Regions from separate parts of the Homo sapiens genome. Here region 2 is linked to region 1. Evidence: chromatin loops called from intact Hi-C (ENCODE). Cell type or tissue: dorsolateral prefrontal cortex. All regions are shown on one strand. Links, peaks and the distances in the headings refer to the core of each region. The heading gives the core; the rest is flanking DNA.

The links. Hi-C counts contacts between places; a loop is a spot of excess contacts. Peaks named below come from ENCODE experiments on the same cell type or tissue, not always from the same donor. Only the 100,000 strongest peaks of a DNase experiment are listed, where the experiment ranks them.
Region 2: it touches region 1 in a loop (2.9-fold over the local background); 20 of 110 quality-filtered maps call a loop at or near these places.

What each region holds. Positions count from the first base shown.
Region 1 is chr2:158,018,604-158,029,591 of GRCh38, reverse strand. It overlaps a transcript of UPP2 not described here. Among named protein-coding and RNA genes, the nearest start is that of UPP2, 78 kb to the left of the region's middle. In dorsolateral prefrontal cortex, for the core only: CTCF peaks have their summits at 4,884 and 5,085 (motif pointing left); a DNase peak (open chromatin) is centred at 5,111.
Region 2 is chr2:158,173,630-158,184,617 of GRCh38, reverse strand. It overlaps CCDC148 (coiled-coil domain containing 148), which reads left to right. Exons shown (of 14, transcript NM_138803.4): 12 at 5,622-5,739; 13 at 7,957-8,097. It overlaps CCDC148-AS1 (CCDC148 antisense RNA 1), which reads right to left. Exons shown (of 5, transcript NR_038850.1): 2 at 7,923-8,017; 3 at 6,506-6,557. Among named protein-coding and RNA genes, the nearest start is that of CCDC148-AS1, 12 kb to the right of the region's middle. In dorsolateral prefrontal cortex, for the core only: a CTCF peak has its summit at 4,751; no DNase peak of the experiment used is centred there; H3K27ac peaks cover 572 bases.

The DNA.
Region 1 (10,988 bases), core at 908-8,907:
GTGTCCCAGTTTGGACAATATATTCAGTTGCCACTCTACTGATGGCAAGGAATATGCTATATATTATAAATCTGTAGCCTTGTCAAGGCATTCACCATATTGGCCATTCAGTAAGCTTCCTATAAAGCTAATATCTGCATGGCAGCCAGATGGAACTTGAAGGCATGGTGCTTGGAAATTAAAGCAATGTAACTAATTATCTAAAGTGATATTACAATGTGTAAGATACTGAAAATTTGACTATCAGTCAACACAGCATCTGCTTCAAAGAAAACATTTTTTTAAAGCATCTTTATTTTTTAGAAATCTAATTATGAGGAACTCAGTTACGAAGTGCTGCTTTGATCTTAGAACAGTACATTTAGTTTATTATTAGTTTAAACTAGATATTTTGTTTAATATCTCTAAATATTTGGAGATAAATTGTCCTTATTAACTTACTTTACCATTGAACCATTCAGACTTACAATGATGTCTTGTTTAAGGCAAAATTTATTTCCAAAGGACTGTCTTGAAAGTGAGTGCATTATGTGGAATGAGGGGCGAGTGAACAGATAGACTGGCTGCAAAGAGCTCTGGGCTGACGAAGCTCTGATCAGAAATCCAAGCCTTGGGCAAGCCTGCCAGCCTTCCTCACTTTCTCATGTGTTGTGGGAGGGGCCTGGTGGGAGATAATTTGAATCATAGGAGTGGTTTCCCCTATACTGTTCTTATGGTAGTGAATAAGTCTCATGAAATCTGATGCTTTTATCAGGGGGTCTCTGCTTTTGCATCTTCCTCATTTTCTCTTGCTGCCGCCATGTAAGAAGTGCCTTTTGCCTCCTGTCATGATTCCGAGGCCTCTCCAGCCATGTGGAACTGTAAGTCCAATTAAACCTCTTTTTCTTCCCAGTTTTGGGTATGTCTTTATCAGCAGCATGAAAACAGACTAATTCAGTAAGTTGGTACCAGAAATGGGGTGTTGCTGAAAAGATACCTGAAAATGTGGAAGCAACTTTGGAACTGGGTAACATGCAGAGGTTGGAACAGATTGGGGGGCTCAGAAGAAGACAGGAAAATATGGGAAAGTTTGGAACTTCCTAGAGACTTGTTGAATGGCTTTGACCAAAAGCCTATTAGTGATATGGACAATAAGGTCCAGGCTGAGGTGGTCTCAGATGGTGATGAGGAGCTTGTTGGGAACTGGAGCAAAGGTGACTCTTGTTATGTTTTAGCAAAGAGATTGGCAGCATTTTGACCCTGCCCTAGAGATTTGTGGAACTTTGAACTTGAGAGAGATGATTTAGGGTATCTGGTGGAAGAAACTTCTAAGCAGCAAAGCATTCAAGAGATGACTTGAGTGTTAAAGGCATTCAGTTTTATAAGGGAAGCAGAGCATAAAAGTTTGGAAAATCTGCAGCCTGACAATGTGATAGAAAAAGAAAAACCCATTTTCTAAGAAGATATTCAAGCAAGCTGCAGAAATTTGCATAAGTAAGAGGAGCCAAATGTTAATCTCCAAGAAAATGGAGAAAATGTCTCCAGGGCATGTCAGAGATCTTCACAACAGCCCCTCCCAACACAGGCCCAGAGGCCTAGGAGAAAATGGTTTCGTGGGCCTGGCCCAGGATCCCAGTGCTGTGTGCAGCCCAGGGACTTGGTGCCCTGCATCCCAGTCACTCCAGCCGTGGCTGAAAGAAGCCAATGTAGAGCTCAGGCCATGACTTTAGAGGATACAAGCCCCAAACCTTGGGAGCTTCCACATGGTGTTGAGCCTGCAAGTGCACAGAAGTCAAGAATTGGGGTTTGGAAACCTCCGCCTAGATTTCAGATGTATAGAAATGCCTGGATACCCAGGCAGAAGTTTGCTGCAGGGGTGGGGCACTCATGGAGAATTACTGCTAGGTCAGTGCAGAAGGGAAATGTGGGGTCAGATCCCCCACACAGAGCCCCTACTGGGGTACCGTCTAGTGGAGCTATGAAAAGAGGGCCACCATCCTCCAGACTCCAGAATGGTAGATCCACCAACAGCTTGCACCATTTGCCTGGAAAAGCCACAGACACTCAATGCCAGCCCATGAAAGCAGTCAGGAGGGAGGCTGTACCCTACAAAGCCATAGGGGTGGAGCTGCCCAGGATCATAGAAACTTACCTCTTGCATCAGTGTGACCTGGATGTGAGACCTGGAGTCAAAAGAGATCATTTTGGCGCTTTAAAATTTGACTGCCCCGCTGGATTTCGGACTTGCATGGGTCCTGTAACCCCTTTGTTTTGTCCAATTGCTTCCATTTGGAATGGCTGTATTTACCCAATACCTGTACCCCCATTGTATCTAGGAAGTAACCAGCTTGCTTTTGATTTTACAGGCTCATAAGTGGAAGGGACTTGCCTTGTCTCAGATGAGACTTTGGACTGTGGACTTTTCAGTTAATGCTGAAATGAGTTAAGACTTTAGGGGACTGTTGGGAAGGCAATGATTGGTTTTGAAATGTGAGGACATGAGATTTGGAGGAGCCGGGGTGGAATGATAAAGGTTTGGCTGTGTCCCCACCCAAATCTCATCTTGAATTGTACTCCCATGATTCACAAGTGTTGTGAGAGGGACCCGGTGCGAGATAATTTGAATCATGGGGGCAGTTTCCCCCATACTGTTCTCGTAGTAGCGAATAAGTCTCAAGAGATCTGATAGTTTTATCAGGGGTTTCCGCTTTTGCATCTTCCTCACTTCTTCTTGCTGTCACTATGTAAGAAGTGCCTTTCCCCTCCCACCATGATTCTGAGGTCTCTCCGGCCATGTGGAAATGTAAGTCCAATTAAACCTCTTTTTCTTCCCAGTTTTGGGTATGTCTTTATCAGCGGCATGAAAATGGACTAATACAGACTGCTTGCCTGTTATATTTTATATTAAACATGACCTGGTCATCTCATGGCAGTCAGCAGGTTTGAACTCTTTCTGTGTGGCCAACTTTGGGAAGCCACTCTCCTGGAGCCACAGGTAATGTCATGGAAAAAGAGTCTTGCCAAGGCGGTGACTTATGAAGTATCCCCTCTCCTCAACCATATATGCATCTCCTCCATCTACCAAGCAGCACAGAGAGGGTTCCCATGAGATATAGTCCTAGAGAGACGCTCGTTCTTACATTGGGAACATGAGTCCTGCTCTCTGTATATGCTGTCATCCAATTTTGCCTGCAGTGAGCTGGCCTGATCAGAGAACAACCAAAGGACAGCTGTCCCTCAGAACAATCAGGACCTTGAGACCTTTACTTGGGCCCCACACTGTCCTACTTTCTGCTTGAGAGCTGAAGGCATATTTCTAGAAAGAAGGCAGCCTAAGCACCAAGGGTAATGCTCTGGGAATTTTCAGCCCCCGATGCTGCTCTGCGAGGATAAGAGAAGAGGCAGAAAGAGAAACCTCTTAGAATCCTCTCCCACACTCTCCAAATATCTAAGAAACCAGGCCGCCTCAGGTCTCTTGTCGACAAGAGCTTTCCCTTCCCACCATTTCCTAACCTCACAAAGAGCACGACGGGAGATACAATGAAGAAGGCTGGAGAGGAAGGCCTCAGCTATGGAGGCTGCTGTACTTCATCACCACCTCTTATGTCCTGGTGGCCTTTTGCCTCCCTCGATTATGTCCTCTTTCTTTCCGGGGCTGCTTCTTCCAGACGAAGCTGAAATGAGAGGGTAGGATGTGAGGCCAACTTTCCCATGTGCCCTTGGAACACGAGGATGTGATGTTTATCCCTCCAGACCCCCTTCTACTGACCTCTCTACGCACATTGTTCTGGAATTCAGATGCGTCAGAGGATGTCTTCCGTGTGAGGCTCTGGCCAGGAGTTGCTCTCTGAACTAATTTTACACAGATGTGTACACATATGGCCCAAAGCCCACTAAGTGACCAGCAGCCTTGTCCCCAGCATTCTCTGCTGGTCTGATGCCATTGCTATATTTTCCAACCTATCCCTGTGGAATGGTGACCGTGGCCTCACCATAAACCCCAACTACTGGCTGCTCTGTCCTTGAGGTCACAGGCTGGCAGTGACCTTGCCAGTGGCTCGGCCTCCCGGAGGCTTGAGGCAGGGCTTCTTGGCTTGCAGTTGCACTGTGGTGAGTCCTCAAGGCCTCCTGTACCCTGCTCTTAGCCTGTTTGGCTTCCCTCCCCTGTAGCTGCTCCTCCCTGCAGGCCTGCTGGCCTCCACACTCCAGGACAGTTAGGATAACATCTAAAGCACGTGGAGTTGCTGGGAAGAAAGGCTCAGGTCTGCATCAGCCAAGCCACAGCTCTGCTGTCATTTTTGGTCCACAATGGCCCTGGGGTTATTGCATTTATCCAGAGCATTTCCACACCCACACCCTTCCCTCCACCCTGACCTTTTTATATTTTCTGATCTTTTTTTTTTTTTTTTTTGAGAGGGAGTCTTGCTCTGTCACCCAGGCTGGAGTGCAAAGGCACGATCTCAGCTCACTGCAGCCTCCACCTCCCGGGTTCAAGCGATTCTCCTGCCTCAGCCTCCCAAGTAGCTGGGATTACAGGCACCCCGCCATCATGCCTGGCTAATTTTTATATTTTTGTAGAGACGGGGTTTCACCATGTTGTCCAGGCTGGTCTTGAACTCCTGACCTCAGGTGATTCACCCGCCTTGGCCTCCCAAAATGCTGGGATTACAGGTGTGAGCCACTGCACCTGGCCCTATTTTCTGATCTTGATTATGCACCAATAAAAAGAAAAATTTACCAGATGATAATTTTTTTTTATTTTTTATGACCAGATTGCACCTGCTACTTTTCCAAAAAGCCAACTTTTCAGAATGCTTTAAAAAACACTCCCTTTAAGTGACACATTTCATTTTGCAAAGACTATGGCTTTTTCTCAAACAGATTTTTATCTTTTTTCTGGGGTCTGATGTGGAAACCTCACTAAATTCCTCCATCTAGATCATGTCAGTATTTGATTAAAATGTGAGTTTGAAGGCTCTCCTGTGAAGCCATTTCTTCTTGCATCCTTTTAAAATTAACACTCACGTTAAAAACTGATGACATTTAACATTGAAAATAAGCTAAACCTGATGGTAACTCTCTGAGCTCTTCAAATTGACGCCGAAGGTGGCCACCTTGTGGCTGTTGTGGAAACTGCCACTTAGACCTGATTTTTCCCAGGCGTTGGGGCCCTACTGCTAATTAAATTAAATGACTCTTAAGATTATCTTTTCCCATGCAGTTTACATCCCAATCCTGCTCCTCTACAGGTCAACTTGTAGTGATATCCTGGCAGTTTGGGGGCAAGAAAGCTATTCTAAATGGCCTCAGTGGGTTAGTTGAAAGAAACCTTTTGGTCCTTAAACTAAGGAGAAGAGATAACCTCCCAGGAAGCCCAGGTCTTTGTCTTCCTCAAACCTTATATGCTCTAAGTCCCATATTTTAAAAAATATGCTCCAGGGGATCCCTATATCCGCATTCCTGGGTAAGATCTTTAAAATGCAGGTTGCTGGGGTCCCTCCTCAAGACCTAAGAATTGGAATGTCTAAGTCCTGGGATTTGCATTTTAAACAAATTTCTCAGGTGAATTTTTAATGCACATTCAAGTTCTAACAATGCTACATTTTAGTCTACTAAGGAAAGAAACTGGAGACCTAACATATGAAATGCTTTTGACGCAGGCAATCTCCCTTGGGCCCTGGGAGGGAGGGGATCCAGAGCTGAAGAGAGCTCAAGAGACCAATGCAGGAGTTCTCAAAAGCCCCTGACAACCCAAATGTTTGCTGCTTGAACATAGGAGGCTCCACCACAGTGACCTGGCAACTTCGGTCGAACCCTCTAAACAAGAAGCCATGGGCCACCAGAAGAGTGGCTGCTTGTGTATGGTGTCTCCCTCTGGCCTGCATAGGAAGCAGCAAAAGGCAGTTAGAAGGAGAGGCACCTCTGCTGGCTACTCCATCACCCCCACCCAACTCCCACCGTGTCCACCCCACCCCAAAGCTCCATGTCCCAACTCGATGTGAAAGGCAAGAGACCAGCTTCCAGGCCAGGCTCTCCTGCTGACCAGCTTTGTGAACTTGGACAGGTCGCTGGCTTCAGGTGTTATTGCTGTAAATGGAAGTAGCCAGATAACCATCACTTAGCTTCTTTCCAATTCTAACATTCTGTGATCTCATTTTGAGCTTTCAGAGGGAGAGGAGGCTCTTTATGAGAAGTGATCATGGGAGTCCAGATTCCAAGCTTAGCATTAAGCCTTTGCTGTTTGTAGCAATTAATTATTATGGAGTGTCACTGAGAATTGAGATCCTCTGCCAATACAAAAACAATAAACTTTTGCAATGTCAATTCTCTACATTGGGGGTAAAGCAGCACTGGACTGAAAGCCTTCCAAATGCCCCCCCCCAACTGACAGCAACCCCATGACCTCATCACACCCTCCCCTCCTCATGCACTATTCTCCAAAGACTTTAACACACCCCATCCTCACACACGCCCTTCCCACACCCACCCCCACCTCCCAATCAGGCCTCCTGTCTCTGAACCCACTTCCTGCTCTAGCATTCATCTTGTTGGGTGCTGAGATACCTGTAAGAATGTCTAGGTGGAGACTTCACCCAGATCATCCTTCTTATCCTTTCAAGATCATTGCCCCCAGGTGCCACTGCTCTGAGACTCCACCATTCCCTATGCATACTCAGCTCAGTTCTTAACCTGTGACATTATAATCATCTGCTTTTATGCCTGTATCCCTAAATGGAAGATCTGTGGCTGCCACATACTGAATATTCAATAAATGTTTCCTTGAATGAATGACAGTAGGAATGAAAGAATGAGTGGATAAATAAGGAATTAAGAAGATGCAAGCTGACTATCGTACAGAACCTCTATACCTATTCTTTGCACAAGTCTGGATGAGGAAAGAAGAACCTGGTCCAGACTGTCTTGACTCTGGAGCATTTTGGGGAGAAGATGGGAATGGAGGGCTGTGCCTGCAGTAGAAGTAGCATGGTAGGTTATCAAAGCACAGGTCAGTGAAATCAACTATTGTGTGGTGTCAATTTAGTGGGTTCAGACCAACATTTTTAAATGAAGTATAACATAATAGAATAAATTAGAAAACATGTCTCTTAGTAAGTTCCAGTACAGCTTTATGGAACTTTTTTTTTTTTTTTTTTTGAGACAAGTCTCACTCTGTTCCCTGGGCTGGAGTGCAGTGGTGTGATCTTGACTCACTGCAACGTCCGCCTCCCGGGTTCAAGCAATTCTCCTGCCTCAGCTTCCTGAGTAGCTGGGATTACAGGCGCCCGCCACTACGCCCAGCTAATTTTTTGTATTTTTAGTAGAGACAGGGTTTCACCATGTTGGCCAGGCTGGTCTCGAACTCCTGACGTCGTGATTCGCCCGCCTCGGCCTCCCAAAGTGCTGGGATTACAGGCATGAGCCACCGCACATGGCCAAGACTTTTATTATATAGACATGTGCAAAATATACTTCTTTACTACACACAGTGGTCAAAAAATGTAGAAGCCACTCATCTAGGAAATACTTCCTAATACTTTACTAAATACTTCATTGACTCAATTTGAAAAAAAAAAAAACTGCTGACTTTATGGTATGGCTTCCATTTATTGGAATGTGGGGATCCATTTGTCAGGAAATGTATATGGATTCCATGATGTTTTTGAGAGAGCTATATATTTTCTAATTACTTGAAATGATAATGATCTGATCTCATCTAATTTCAATTATGTTCAGAATAGGTATCTTTCATAGAGATAAATAATTTAAGAAAATTTTCCTAAAATAGGGACCTTCCCTCTGTTTTGTCTTTTATGTCTCCCCATGTAGAGCCTGTCTATGATGATAGTATAATACTAGCTCTCTCTCTTTCCTACCAAGGTGAAAAAGCCATTTTCTAAGAGTTAGTAGAAAAGAAGTGATAAAAGCAAATTAAAAATCTTAAATTCCAATATCAAACTTTGATAAATCTATCTAAATATCTCCATGGGAAATCATAGTGACAGGTGAGATAATAAAATTAAAATCTCAAAGGAAGGCAAATATCAACTAGCTTTGTTAAGAACATGAATCCAAGCACATAGGATACAATTTCTTCTCTGCTGTGTTTTGTTCTCCTCCGATGAACAGACAGCCATGTGTTAGGCTTTCCCTGGTTTGGCCATAACACTGTCCCCAGTCTCGTCTGTTGACACCATATGGGATTGTCACGCTTCTTTGTTTATGAAGAGTCTCCTGGAATCTTAAAATTAAGTTTCAGTATCAGACCAGCATCCAAAACCAATCCAGATACATACTTAGACTGGCTTGGTGTTTAAAAAGACTTCATGTTAACAGTTAAAAGTCAGAACATTTCTTTTAAAAATTAGGGTTCTTGACTTCTCTTGGAAAGGTTAAAATATTTAGAAGTGCAAGACCCATATTACTGCATGGAGACTATTGCTCTTAACCTAGGTCCAGGGGACCCCTGTGTTTTGATACAGTTTCCTCTGTAATCCTATGTATTTTATTTTCTTTATTTAAAAGCGTCATCTTGAGAAGGGATCCATGGGCTTCACTAGACTGCCAGAGGGGTTCATGGCCCAATAAAGGCTGAGACCATCCTAGAGTAGAGCCAAGCAGCAGCTGTCCCCTCGATCCCTGTTCTCATCATTCTTTACTTTCTCTGAAGCCATGCATCTGTTTTCATTTTCCATTGCACTAACAATTTTCCTGGAGTCAAGAAATATTTTCCTGTAATTATGTCTCTATCAAAAATTGGAAAAAGAAAAATGAATTGAGGGTTTTGGAATTCTTACACTAAGCTGCTCCACTTATTTATGCCAGCTCACTGGCCTCTGGTCCACAGGGATTGTGTTTAACATCCTTGATCACCAGTGAAGCACAGCCACCAACCAGTCAGAATGGTTGTCATCTGTGCACGAACAATGCTGGTGCATGCCCTGTGAACCTCAGCCCTGTGCCTGGAGGATTTCCATCCCTGCTTCAGCAGGCTTCTCTAGCTCTCTGGGTGTCATTCCATGTTGCATCTGTCCTTCTTCCTGGAATATCAGGGAGTGTGAGCAGTGGGCTATTTGGAGTGTGCTTGGGAGCATCCTGGGGAACTAGGAGAAGATCAATTTCTCCTTTTTGGCAAAGGAGCAGAGATGCCAGCTCCACCCTGCCGTCCAGTCTCTGGACTTGAGGGGAAATGGAGCTGATCATCATCATGTCCGCACTTGTCCTGCATAGTGCAGTTAACAGAGCTGTCTCCCTGGGCCCTCAGCTGAGAGATCCTCATACCAAACCTTCTGAAGAAAGAGCTGGAACTAACGCCACTTTGCAAAGGAGGACCATGGACAGTCGAAGAACAGGAGCAGTGAAGTCAGAAGGAGAACACAGACCTGCATTTTAGTCCACTCAAACACTTCGAAAACACTCGCTCCTCAAGGGAAGTGACTTTTGGGGATTTCCACAGCAAGTGCTTAATAAGGCTTTTTTTAAAAAAAACAAAAACCAAACAGGCCTTGTTTAATGCATTAATATTTTAACAGAGCAAGTCTGGGCCTTTCAAGCAAATCTAGTCGCTATTCAACAGTCACCTTAGCCTTTATGCTAGGTATAAAGAGACAGATTTTGGATTTTGTATGGAAGATGGGCTTTTTGTGACAGTAAAATGTTTTATTTTATTTTTACAAATTATAATACAATAAAATCGACTTTTTCTTTTGGTGTATAAAATTTTAACCCATGTGTAAATTTACGTAACCACCTTCAGGATACAGATCTATCACTCTAAAAAACTCCTGCATGCTAGTTCTTTGTCTTAAAAAATATATATACTGATGTACATGTAAAATGGAAGCTACAAGGATATTTGTAAAATAAAGTGTACATTTTATCCATATGAAATCAAGATAGAATTTCTCTCTCTCTCTCTGTCTTTCTTGTGTGTGTGTGTGTGTGTGTGTGTGTGTGTGTGTGTGTGTGTGTGTGTTTTAAAGGATTGTATTTCCTTCCACTTTGGAGGATATAAATTCTTGAGAAATAACCTATACAGGCTATCATTAAAGAGAATTTTCAATAATTCTTTAAAGCAATATGATGGTTTGACCATTTTCAGATTGTGACGGAAGGCATAAGAGGAAGCAAGATGAACCACTGGGGTGGTGCCTAAACATAGCGGCCCCAGGAGTGAGGCTTCTGAACATTTTCCCCACCCCAACCCACAAGGTCTTCTGCGCCTATACTACTCCCCGCTCCGTCCTCCAGCAATGGATCTGTATATCTCTCCAGGTTTGTCCTCTCTTCTCTCTCCTGCCTCCTTTCATATCCCACCAACTTGCCTCTTTTTTACCTTCTGTGGAGACAAAAGTGACTCCATCTTGGATGCTAATCCACCATCTTGACTTTCCATCAGCCCCAGTTCTAGGAAGGCCTCCTGATTCCTCCTTTATTTACTGACCCTAGTGCAAGAACATGTGCTCCTGATTTTAGATCAAAGCAATCTTGATGTTTTCACACAAATTATAGGCTATGACACATATAGCATTCTTGCTTGTTCTGGATGGTTTAATTGTCTTGCTAGAGTATGTATACCCTTTCCTTATGGTGGATAAGACTTGGGTTTGTGGAGTAACCATGTGGAGATCTACCTATCTTGGGGCCACGCAAGACCATGCTTCTGTCTATAAGTTCCCTCAATAAATTACCCAATACAAACAAAGTGGATTTGTCTACCACCTCCTTTAGTTTCTTGGCTCCTTCGACATCTGGGAGCTGTTAAGCATATATGGCCGTTTTCACAGAGCTCCTAGGAAAAGGAGATATAAAGATCCAAGAAGAGTGGGAAAGAGAAGGTGTTCTGAGAGACAGGAATGTAAGAGTGTATTGACAAAAGGGAAAAGATATCCTTTTTCTGTCCCACTAAAAGTTTACCTAGTTTGGACTCTTCCTGTTCACCTAACATGGCCTAAAGTAACAGGTAGCTGTCCTCTCTCCCTACCTGCTTTCCAAATAGAGAGATTATGCAG
Region 2 (10,988 bases), core at 1,321-9,320, 150 kb before region 1:
TGAGAACCATGATTCTGTAGCAATCTGAAAAGGGGCTCTGTAATTTGGAAGTTTATGAATAAATTCAAAAACTATTAAGAACAATTTTGTGATTTTACTACAGTGTTCATTTAGGCATGCTTATACATAACAGACCACAAATTATGTAAACTCAACAGAGTAGGGACTTCTTTCCTCTGTTTTATTTCCCCCCACTATTATAACCTGAGCACCTAGAACAGTGCTTGACACATAGTAGGTGCTTAAGTAACTCTATGTTGACTAATTTAACTAATTAATCAATTAAAAGATGGGGTTCCAATAGCTTCACAAAGGAACCAGGAAGCTCTCTGAGCTGAACAATGGTCTCTGTTTGGGGCTGGCAAGGGTTCATCTTTTCTGATTCTGCAGAGACCCTGTGAGTTTTCTTTGTTCTTGCCTCATGCCAATCTGTACCAGGATGTCAGTGTCTTGTGTCAGGATTCACATTCCTGTTTGCAGAAATTGGTCTTTGCTTATGCCCTTAGCCAGAATCCCCACTGAGTGGAGACTCCCAGCCCGTGTGGTTAGAGGAGTGATGCCTTTCAATGTGAATGTCTTCCTGTGCAATTTCCATTCTTTTCTTTGGGCAGACTTCTCCCCTCCACTTGAAACGTGTTGGCACCTGGCCTGCCTGCTTTGATCTGCACATTCTTCCCTGTTGGGGTGACCTGTAGTTAATGAAGGGGTCCCCTCTGCTTAGTAGGAAGAACAACCTCCTGAGTAAAATCTGAGCCAAAAATGAATTTCCCAACAGGCAGAAACAGGTTCCCCGTGATGCTGCCACTGAAACACCTGATAGTAGCACCTCCAGCACATGCCTGTTTAAAGATTTCTTGTTGCATATTGACTAAGCCACATGACTTAAACACTAAGTAGCAAGTTTGATTATAAACTGCCTTTAATTCAGTAGGGCAAATTACTTGCCTGAAATGTTAGGTGGTAGGGGGAGTTCCATACTAGTTAGAGACCCTAATGAAGATACGTCTTTATGCTCCATTTTATTGCTTAAGTTTTTTGTTTGTTTCTTTGTTTGTTTTAAATTGTAGAACTTGCCACTATTGACCATTTGTCAGAAGTCTTTTTCCCCCTTGGTGGCTGTAGCTTCTTTTGAGAGGAAAGTTAGCTGTGACTCCAGATAAAAGGGAGATCAAGATTTGGTACTTATCATTTTGCCCGGTTCTCACTGAAGTTTCAGTGAAGCCCAGGGAAGCTGTTACTACGGATCAAGGTGTTTCCAAACATTTGCATTTGTATACTCATTTCTTAGAGTGCTGTGCACACATTAAAATGTCTCATAAATGATACATAAATTCTCCATTTCTACATGAAAGCATACTGTCCCTTCAACTACACTCAGGCCTGGAGGCTTAAATAAAATCCTTTCCAGATTATTGTTAGTGCTGTGCCGGATTCTGCAGCAGCTGTTGCTTTTGAACAATATGATGCTTCTCCTCCCCCAAGAGAAGTCGAAAATGCCTCTTTTGCAGCACTTTCAACCTTTGTAGACTCAGGGAGCATATAATAGACTGAGAAATGAACCCAAGACGGTTTCTGTTTGGGAATTCAGTGCACAACTTAAAAACTATTGAGTTTAGCCACTTCCTGACATTGACTTTCATAGCAACAGTTTAATTTGGAGAAAATCTGCTACCTCAAGTGGCTAAAAGTATTTATGTGGAAAAATTTCCAAATGATTGACTTTACTGTGTTGCTATTTTCTTTCCCCATGAATATGTGAGTATTTGGCTTCCTCCCAGGAGTTTTTCTGCATCACTTCTCTTTAGGCAAAGAAAATTTTCTATCCAGAGTAGAAGAAGCACCAAGAGTTTCTCCTTTTTTAAGTGAAGTATTATTGAGTTTAAACCATAGCATCTGTAAAAATGAAGAATTTGAGTGTGTCTCCTAAGTCCTGAAATTTTTTCATGGCCAATCCTTCAGGCAGTCAGAGTAACCTTGATCATCACTTTGGAGCCAATGCAACTGTGGTCGGCTCTGTGCACCCTCCAGCTCCGCCTTGTCTCTCGCCTCTCCATTTGCATCAGTTTTGCTGCAGGACTTGTTTGTCTCCATGCCCTCTCTTACTGCCTTACCTCACCTCATCCACCTCTGTGGGATGTTCTCACCAAGGTCACCAATGACTCCCTGTTGTTTAACCCAATCATTATTTTGCACTAGAATTGATCTTTCTGTAGCATTTGATGTTGTTGACCCCATTTTCCCTAACATCTTAGGACCACTTATCCTCCTCACTTCCCTAAATGGTTTCCTCTCCTTCTTTCCCTTTCCTAAGTGTTGTTTCCTTAGGAATCAATCCCAGGCCTACCTCTCTTCTTACTCTACACTCTTTTTCTAGATGGTGGCATCTGCCTTGTGGCTTCAATTCCGTTCTACTGGTAAAGACTCCCCATGTATTTCTCCAGCCCAGATCTTGTGAAGACAGGTCTGTGTTCAAACTGAACTTAATTCTTTCACCTCCCTGTTTCTCATGTGAGTTCCCAGTCTTAGGGAGGAACACCCCTGTTCACTGTGTAAGAGAAAATTTCCTCTATCTCTTTCCCTCTCCCATAAAATAAATGAAAACTTTCTGTTGATTTTTATTTTCTACATGTCCTTTAAATCCCTATCTTTTCCCAACCTCCTATGAGTACTCTTCCCCCATCCTAGATCAGGAGGCCTTCCATTCCCATCTGGATTGCTCATCTCTAGTCTTGCCTCCCAACAACCCATCCTGCATATCACAGCAGATACTTCTCCCTGATCAAAACCTCTCATGCTTTCAAAACCCCCACAGTCCAGCCCCTCTTGCTTCTCTAGCTTCAGTTCTTGGCCCTCTGCACCTTATTTTGCTCATTTTTGGTTATTCTGAATGTCTTTTAAGACATACCTGCTCACTCTCACCTCTGGGCCTTCAAATGCTACTTTTTTGTCTGAATCATTCTTTCTATTCTCTCCCCTCCTGGTGCATTCCTGCTCCTTCTTTGGATCTTAAATTCAGAGTACTTCCTCCTATTATAGATACTGCCCTAAAAGCCCCAAGTCTGGGAAAGCTGTCTTTCCCATGGTCTCTGCCCCATTGTCCCATCAGAGCACAAGCTGCCCTGTATCATAATTGCCTGGGTCTTTGTATCTACATTGGATTGTCAGTTCTTCGAGGACAGGAGCATGTCTCCCATGTTGACGTTGTATCACCAGTGCCTAACACAGCCCTTGATGCATGGCAGGTGCTCAACAAATACCTGTTAAATAAATGAATAAGCCTCAAAGTAAATGATGAGTCAGCCTTCTCTACCACACAAGTACAAATGCCTTTCTCTCATTTGCAATTTCTTCCTCACTAGTCAAGCTCCCCTGACTGTAACAACTATTACTTTTCCACAAAACAGACAAAAACTTTGTTGCAGACAAAGCAACCTATATATCCCAAAGGAAGAGAAACTTTCCAAAGGTTCTGAGAATTAGCATATGGTAATTGTCAAATCCCAGGGTATTTTTTAATTGAACCTTCACAGTAGTTCACTTAGCTTGTACTCAGTGCTTAAATTGAGTAGAACCTCATTAGGGAGGTTGTGTCATGTCATGCCTTAGTGAAAGTGGAGAGAATGAGAAATAGAGCTTTCCATGACATGGAGGCGTGAGAGAAAGGGAGCATTCTGGTTTGTGGGCTCTTTAATCTATGTGTCTTGACTATATTGACTCCTGATTTTGGCAAGAACACTCATGGCCATCAAAGGAGGTTAGGATTTTCCTTCTAAATCTCATTCTGGGTTTTGTATTCCACAAGGATCCACTGTGTGCTTCCCTCCTTTCCTCTCCTGTGTCTCTCCTTTCATGACAGACTCATGAGCAACCTGTTTCTGGGGTATTCCTCCCCAGGAGCATGTCTTCCTAAGGGAACCCTGTGGCTGCAGCCTCAGCCACCAGTACTTGCCTGGGCTTCTCTGTCACTCATCATTCACTTGTTCTGTTCTTGCCACCCTGAGCTCTTCCCCTCTCGTGGCCTCCATGACTAGGTCAAGGCAAGTGAGGGCCACTCTCAGATGCCAGCCCTGCACTTGCTGTCTCTGCCTGGAATCCTAATCCTCAAGACCCTGCTCAGATACTGCCTCCTCCGTGAAGCTCTTGCTAAGTTTAGCCAGCCCCTCCCACAGTGCAGTGATTGGTCATCTCACCTTTCTCCAAATTCTCAGTGGCTCTTATTTGTACGTCTCTTAAGATCACATGTCTATGCTTCTATTTCTTTATATCCATAAAATGGAATTAAAAAATGGCAACCCAGCATGTGATTGTTGTGAGGTCTAAATGACCTAAAACATATAAAGCACTTAGCACAAGACCTGATGCAGGGTGAACACGCAGTAAATACCAGAATCCAGAATGTAAAAGGTCTAGTGAAGGTGTCTCCACCTTGGAAAATGCAGGTGTGCACACTAAGGGTAAAGGACATTTGTGACTGATGCCACAGAGAAAGCTAAATCTTTCAATGATGAAAGGCAGAGGTGGAGAGCTAATACTCCCCTGAGAACCCAGGTGCCTACTCTTTTGAAAGGATGAATTCCATCTCTATAATTCAGTAGAAGTATAGCTTGGGCAAGGAGATGGCAAGGGAGGCTGCCCAAAAAAGGCAGCAGAGGAGGGCCAAGGAGCTCAGGGCTTTAAGCTGGTATTTAAGTGGGCCATATTTTAATAGCCGATGATTTTAAGGGGGTTGGAAATAGAATGCTAAGGGAAAGTCATGTTTTTGCTGCCATCTACAGATGTCAAAGTGCAATTTTAAAAGTTGCTTAACACACATACGCACCTACTCAGAAAGTGAGAATGTAGATGACAATATATGTAAAGTTTAAGTTCTAGTAAGTAAAATAATTTAGACATATTATTATAGTAGCTTATTTTACTTTTCCTTCTAAAAATTTGTATATTTAATCAGTAATGTAAACTTTCTAACAACCCAAGGTGTGCTAAAGCTTCTCATTGGGAGACCACTATAATAGCTCACTTGAAAGTGAGCCAGTCACCTCTCAGGGCAGGTTAGCCAGAGCCATGGCAGCCAGTGGGTACTCTGAGAGTTAATAAAGTGATTTCAATGAGGAATGAGATGAACTGAATTTTACTCCCACGCTTTCCTGTATTTCTCTGGTTGTTATTAGAATTACTATGAATTCCTGTAATCTCAGCACTTTGGGTGGCCAAGGCAGGCGGATCACGAGGTCAGGAGATTGAGACCATCCTGGCCAACATGGTGAAACTCCGTCTCTACTAAAAATACAAAAATTAGCTGGGCATGGTGGCGGGTACCTGTAATCCCAGCTACTCGGGAGGCTGAGACAGGAGAATTGCTTGGACCCAGGAGGCAGAGGTTGCAGTGAGCCAAGATCGTGCCTCTGCACTCAAGCCAAGACTGTGTCTCAAAAAAAAAAAAAAAAAAAAAAATTGCATTTTATATGAGTGTCTTTTATTGATTTGGACTTGAGAAATCAGTAAAAAAAAAAATGTGACAGTGCTGTTACCTCTGAGATGTGTTCTGCCCCTATGCTGTTTTCTGTACAATCTCCAATATTATTATGATGCTTCCACAACTTCCTTCTGTGTTATTTTTAAAGGGTTAAATATAGACAAGAATTATTGGAAAGGCGTTTGATGGAGAAAAAGGAAGTGGCCCTTCAAGAAGCTCATGAAGACAAAGAGAGAGCACGGCGGCTAGAAGCCCTTAGGAAACAGGTGTTTTTCATTTGGAAATTTTCATGGGTGGTTTTTTTAAAAAAAATGTTTCTAAGTGCTCTTAATAGCATTCTTACTGGGGCTTAGTTCATGACATCTGCTATATAAAATTTAACTTTTCCAAATGGGGATACTGCTGTTCATTCCTGGGAGCAATTAGATTATATTGAACCATTTCCAGTTTCTCAGTGTATTGAAAGAACTTTATCATCACCTTTTAAAAAGCTCTCCCAAGATTTAACTATATCTATATCACCTAGAGTTTATTAGCTGGATAGTATCCATTTACAACAGTGAGGCTCTACATCTAGTCTACGAATTTTACTGTCCTCAAAAAACCTGGTGGAGTTCGAGCAAGATAATCTTCTTTGGCATAGGAGCCTCCCTTTGGAAACATCCCACAGTCAACAAATGTGTTAAAAACAGTTTTTTAGAAAATACCTATTTTGTGGAGAAATAAAAGCCTCCTATCACTTTGCCTAGTGAAAGTAAGCAAAAGTAGATGAAAATGGATGGTAGATGGCAAGGGTGAGAATTTAAGAACTTAGGAAATGTGATAGTTTTACTTGGTAGTTTTTCAGAGTTTTGAACTTGAAGGGGTTGTTTCAACTCAAAATCTCTAAAATCTTCATTGACACCGTTTCCCAGCTAATAGGAAAGGACTACTTGGTTTCCCTCCTGTGTTGCTGGAGGGAACACAGAATCATGGATAAGAACTTGGCCTCTGGTGTCCTTCCAACCTGGTACAAGCTGGTTGTGTACTCACCGGCACTGGAAACAGGTCATTTACTTAACCTCCGTAAGCTTTATTTCTTCATCTGAAAAATGGGAATAATAGGATCTGTCTGATAGGTTTGCAATAATGTGAGTTCAAATTTATTATTTACTAAGTGTAAAGCCCTCTTCTAAATGCTGTTAGGTATTACTTCAATTTCTACAACAACTTTATGACGTGGGCAATATTAATATCCCCATTTTATAGGAGAGGAAACAGAGGAGACACCGAGGTTAGGTGCTTTCTTCAAAGTCACACAGCTAGTAAATGTTATACTGATTCAAACCAAGGAAGTCTAGCTAAATGAGATGGTATAGATGTGGCATAAATGCATACGACTATTATATCATCATCTTCTTTGATAAAAAAAGATTATAAAGATAAATTTAAAGCATAGGAATGTAAGTCCTGGTAATCCTGGATCCTACAAAATTTTAGTTATTCAACTTATATATCATGGCCTTCTGGGTACAAGACTTAATGTCACTATTACTGAACACATTCTTGTTCAAAACATAACTTTGATAACTACAGTCTATATGATTAGAATTCTTTCCATCTGTGAATGCTTTGAAAGAGGAAATAGCTGTTATCTCTTATCTATAATCAGTATTTAGAACTGTGATGTAAGCTATTTTAGCTAGCAAACCTAAAATAATTAAAGCATGTTCAACCCTCAGTTATTTTATTACAGTCTTTAAATGGCATTAAGAATGCCATTTTCTTCATGCTAATTCTTGACTTTCAGAATTAATAGGCAGGTGTTACTAATGGTGCATATCATTTACAAAATTAGTGACTTCTTTTCATTAAGATGCAGGTTTGAATTATAAAAGACAAGGGCATTTGGGTTAAAATGACTTTGCAATTTTTCAGTAGAAGGAGGACAATGGTTTATAGCAGTCCCTGGAAATCTAGTTGCCTGGTACAAAGGAAATTCACCCACCTTGTTCACTAATGCCAACACACTTGACCCAAGAATTATATGCTCTAGATCCAGTTCAATCAGGTTAAACTTCCTAGGAAACTTCATGGGGTTGTTACCATAACCATAAATTGCTAATGGTCAAAAAGTGAATTTTTTTTTACTTTCTGTGACTTTCAAGTTGGTTGAATATGTAAGGTTTTCTATATGAGATTTCCTGTGACTTCATATCAGAAAGATAAATTGTTTTCTGAAATTAATTATAATTATTCAATCATTAGCAAATAACTATATGCCAAGGCATTTTAATATTTTGTCTTATATGTATTGTCTTGTTTTGTTTTAACTCCTTTGTGGATCTCTAGGACTGACCAATTAATATTTCTTCTGCCCTTTCCTCTCAGGCTTTACCTTTAATAAAATTTCTTAACTTTAATGGGCATTAGACATCAATAATGTTGCCCAGAAATATTTAGTTTGTACCTTGTTCCAAGTAGCCATGCTTTCTCATTTTTAGGTTGCTGTTGTTGCTCAATTTGATCCTGTTAGAATGATGTCAGATACAATGGCATCAAAAGCTAGAATGGGCATTGAAATTGAAGAAGAATTTATTCTTCAAAAGCCACTCTTCACATTGAATACATACAATGAACAGCAGGTAATTATGGAAATTAGCATGACTGATGAAAAAGCCATGATGATGGTAAGGACTGTAGAAGTGTGTGTTTGGGGTTACAACAGTTTTCAATATTTACATTTGAATATCTTACATATTAGCATAATTTTTACTTCTAAATGATAGTACATAATTACTACATAATTCTTAATATTACAAACTAGTTAATAGGCTACCATAGAACAAGAGGTTACCTAAAAATGTTATAAATCTGTCATTGAAGCTTATTTTTTAAATTTTTTTAAAAATGCTTTATAAAATTTTATTTGAGAGCTCTGTATTAATATTGTATTTTGTTGTTTAAATGTTTATCTGTTACATTAAGAATTATATTTAAATTCATAATATAAATTATATTAATAAACAACTGATACTGATGACAAAGCAGAGGAAAGTTTTTAGAAATGAAAATGAACAGAAGATAATACATCAGAGCTAATGATAAAACATTTTTTACGGAAAAAGGTGTTAAGGGCTTATTTAACCATTTCTAGGAACCTAGGGTTCATTTTAATCTGTGCCTGAGAATCTGTGCCTGTAACTGAGAAAGGATTTTAAAAGATCTTTTAGATGGATGGATTGAGGGATGGAAGGTAGGAGGGAAAACAGATGAATGGATGGATGGATGGATGGGTGGATGGATGATATATCAGTCACTGAAATTAAGAGAGAAAGTAGTTGTCAGTTTTACAAATCTAAGGAGAGAAGCTAAATAATTATTTAATTATTTAAAAACCAGGAAACCATCCATTCATCCGCTTATGTCTCTACTTTGTGCGGCATACTTTGCTAGGGACTCTAAAGAGGCATAATTCATTTATTAATTGAACCAATATTTATGGAACATATATTATATTCTGGCTCTGCGTATGGTGCCTGGGCTACATCAGAGCAAGATAGGCTGATCTTGTCTGGAGGAAGTGAGCAAAAGAGCCTACTGGGGAAGGAAAGTAGCATGTGTAGCAACAATGCCACCAGGGTGGGATCAACTCTGTAATGAATGTCTAAGGGTTGCCCTAGGAAGAAGAAGGGAATGAATGGCTAACCCCGACTGGAGAAGTCAGAGAAGGTGTCAGAGAGGAAACTTCTGAGCCCTATCTTAGTCAAAGATTTTTGGAAGCAGTAGCAAAATCCACTCCAGATGATTTACGATAATAACAACAAAAATAGGTTGTGGGGGAGGATACATAGGGAGAAGGATTAATTACAAGGTTTAAGAGGTGTCTCTAGATCCTAGCTGCTGAAGTGGGGAGAATAGCTGAGGCTTGAAAGGATTGAAATCAGAAGCTAAAAAGTCTCAGGCCGCTGGGCTAACCCTTATACTCGGTTGACCTATTTCACCTCTGGGTTTGACCAAGCGGAAGAGGGTGGGGCAAGGCTTTTTCCTAGTATGTCTTCAGTGTAAGATACATGACAAGGGGTGCATGACAAGTGCTGGGAGAGGAGACTGGAAACATGTGTTAGGTTCAGGCGCTGAAAAGCATAGTAGGTCTTGCTACTAAGGCATTTGACCAGTAGTAGCAAGTAGGCCTTGCTACTAAGGCATCTGTATGCAGATGCCAGACTTTGAAGCTTTAAATTATATACAGTCATGTGCCCCATAACAGTGTTTTGGTCAAAGACAGACCACATATATGTTGGTGGTCCCTTAAGATTATAATTGATCTGAAAATTTTCTATTGCCTAGTAGTGTCTTAACATCATAGCACAATGCATTTCCTCTTGTATGTTTAGTTTCACAAGTACTTAGCATTGTGTTACAACTTCCTACAGTAATGAGCACAGTAACAGCTCATTACTTCCTACAGTAATGAGCACACTAATGCTGTACAGGCTGTAGCCTAGGAGCAATGGCCTATATCATATAACCTAGGTGTGTAGAAGGCTGTACCATCTCAGTTTATGTAAGTACATGCTATGACATTCACACAACAAAATTGCCTAAGGACACGTTTCTCAGAATGTATCCCTGTCATTATGTGACACACAACTGTAATCAGACTTATGTTTTAGCTATGTGTCCTGAATGGAAAATTGGTGGGGGTGGGCATGGGTTGGGGTGAGTTCCTTTTAAAATGGCAGAGCCTTCATAGAAGTAGTGGTGGTGGTGGGGTCATGAATGGCTCTGGCTGAGAAAGGGAGAGGACAAAGAAAGTAAGGATGATTCGAAGCTAGACAACAAGTAATATTAAGAGCTGGTGTTTTGGATTCAAATCCACATCCGCTGTTTATTGGCTGGGTGCATTTGTATAAGCTATTTACGTCTTTATGCCTTGTTTTCCTCATCTGTAAAATAATTATTTACAAAGTCCTTGTGAGCATTAGAGATAATAAATGTCCACTGCCTAAAATATTTCTTGGTACCCAGTAGTAATTCAGTAAATTATAATCATCTGGTGGTGCTGCCATTAACCATTTAAGAATACAGAAAGAAAAACAGATTTAGGGAAAGAGAGAATTTGTTTTACTTATACCATGTTTAGGGTAAAAATATCTAGTACATATTTACAAGAAACTGATGGGCTGCCTGTGGGGAAGGGAATTGGGAAGATGGAAGTTCCGGTAGAGGGGAGATCTCCATTTCACTCTCTAGCTATGCAAAAATTGAATAATAAAAAAAAATTTAAGCCTCACAACATGGAACTGAAAAGAGAGGTGAGTCCTAGATGTAATTTGGGAGTCAATGGCATACAGGTTGCACATGAATCACTGGAGCACATGAGAGCAGACCAGGGAGAAGACATTGAGACAGAAGAGGAAAAACCTGGGTCTTAGGCTCATATTTATTGCTTCTCAGACACAAATCTCTGTATTATTCTTGACTTCATACTCATCGTTGCCCCAAGCCCTGTATCTGATCAACTGCCAAGTGC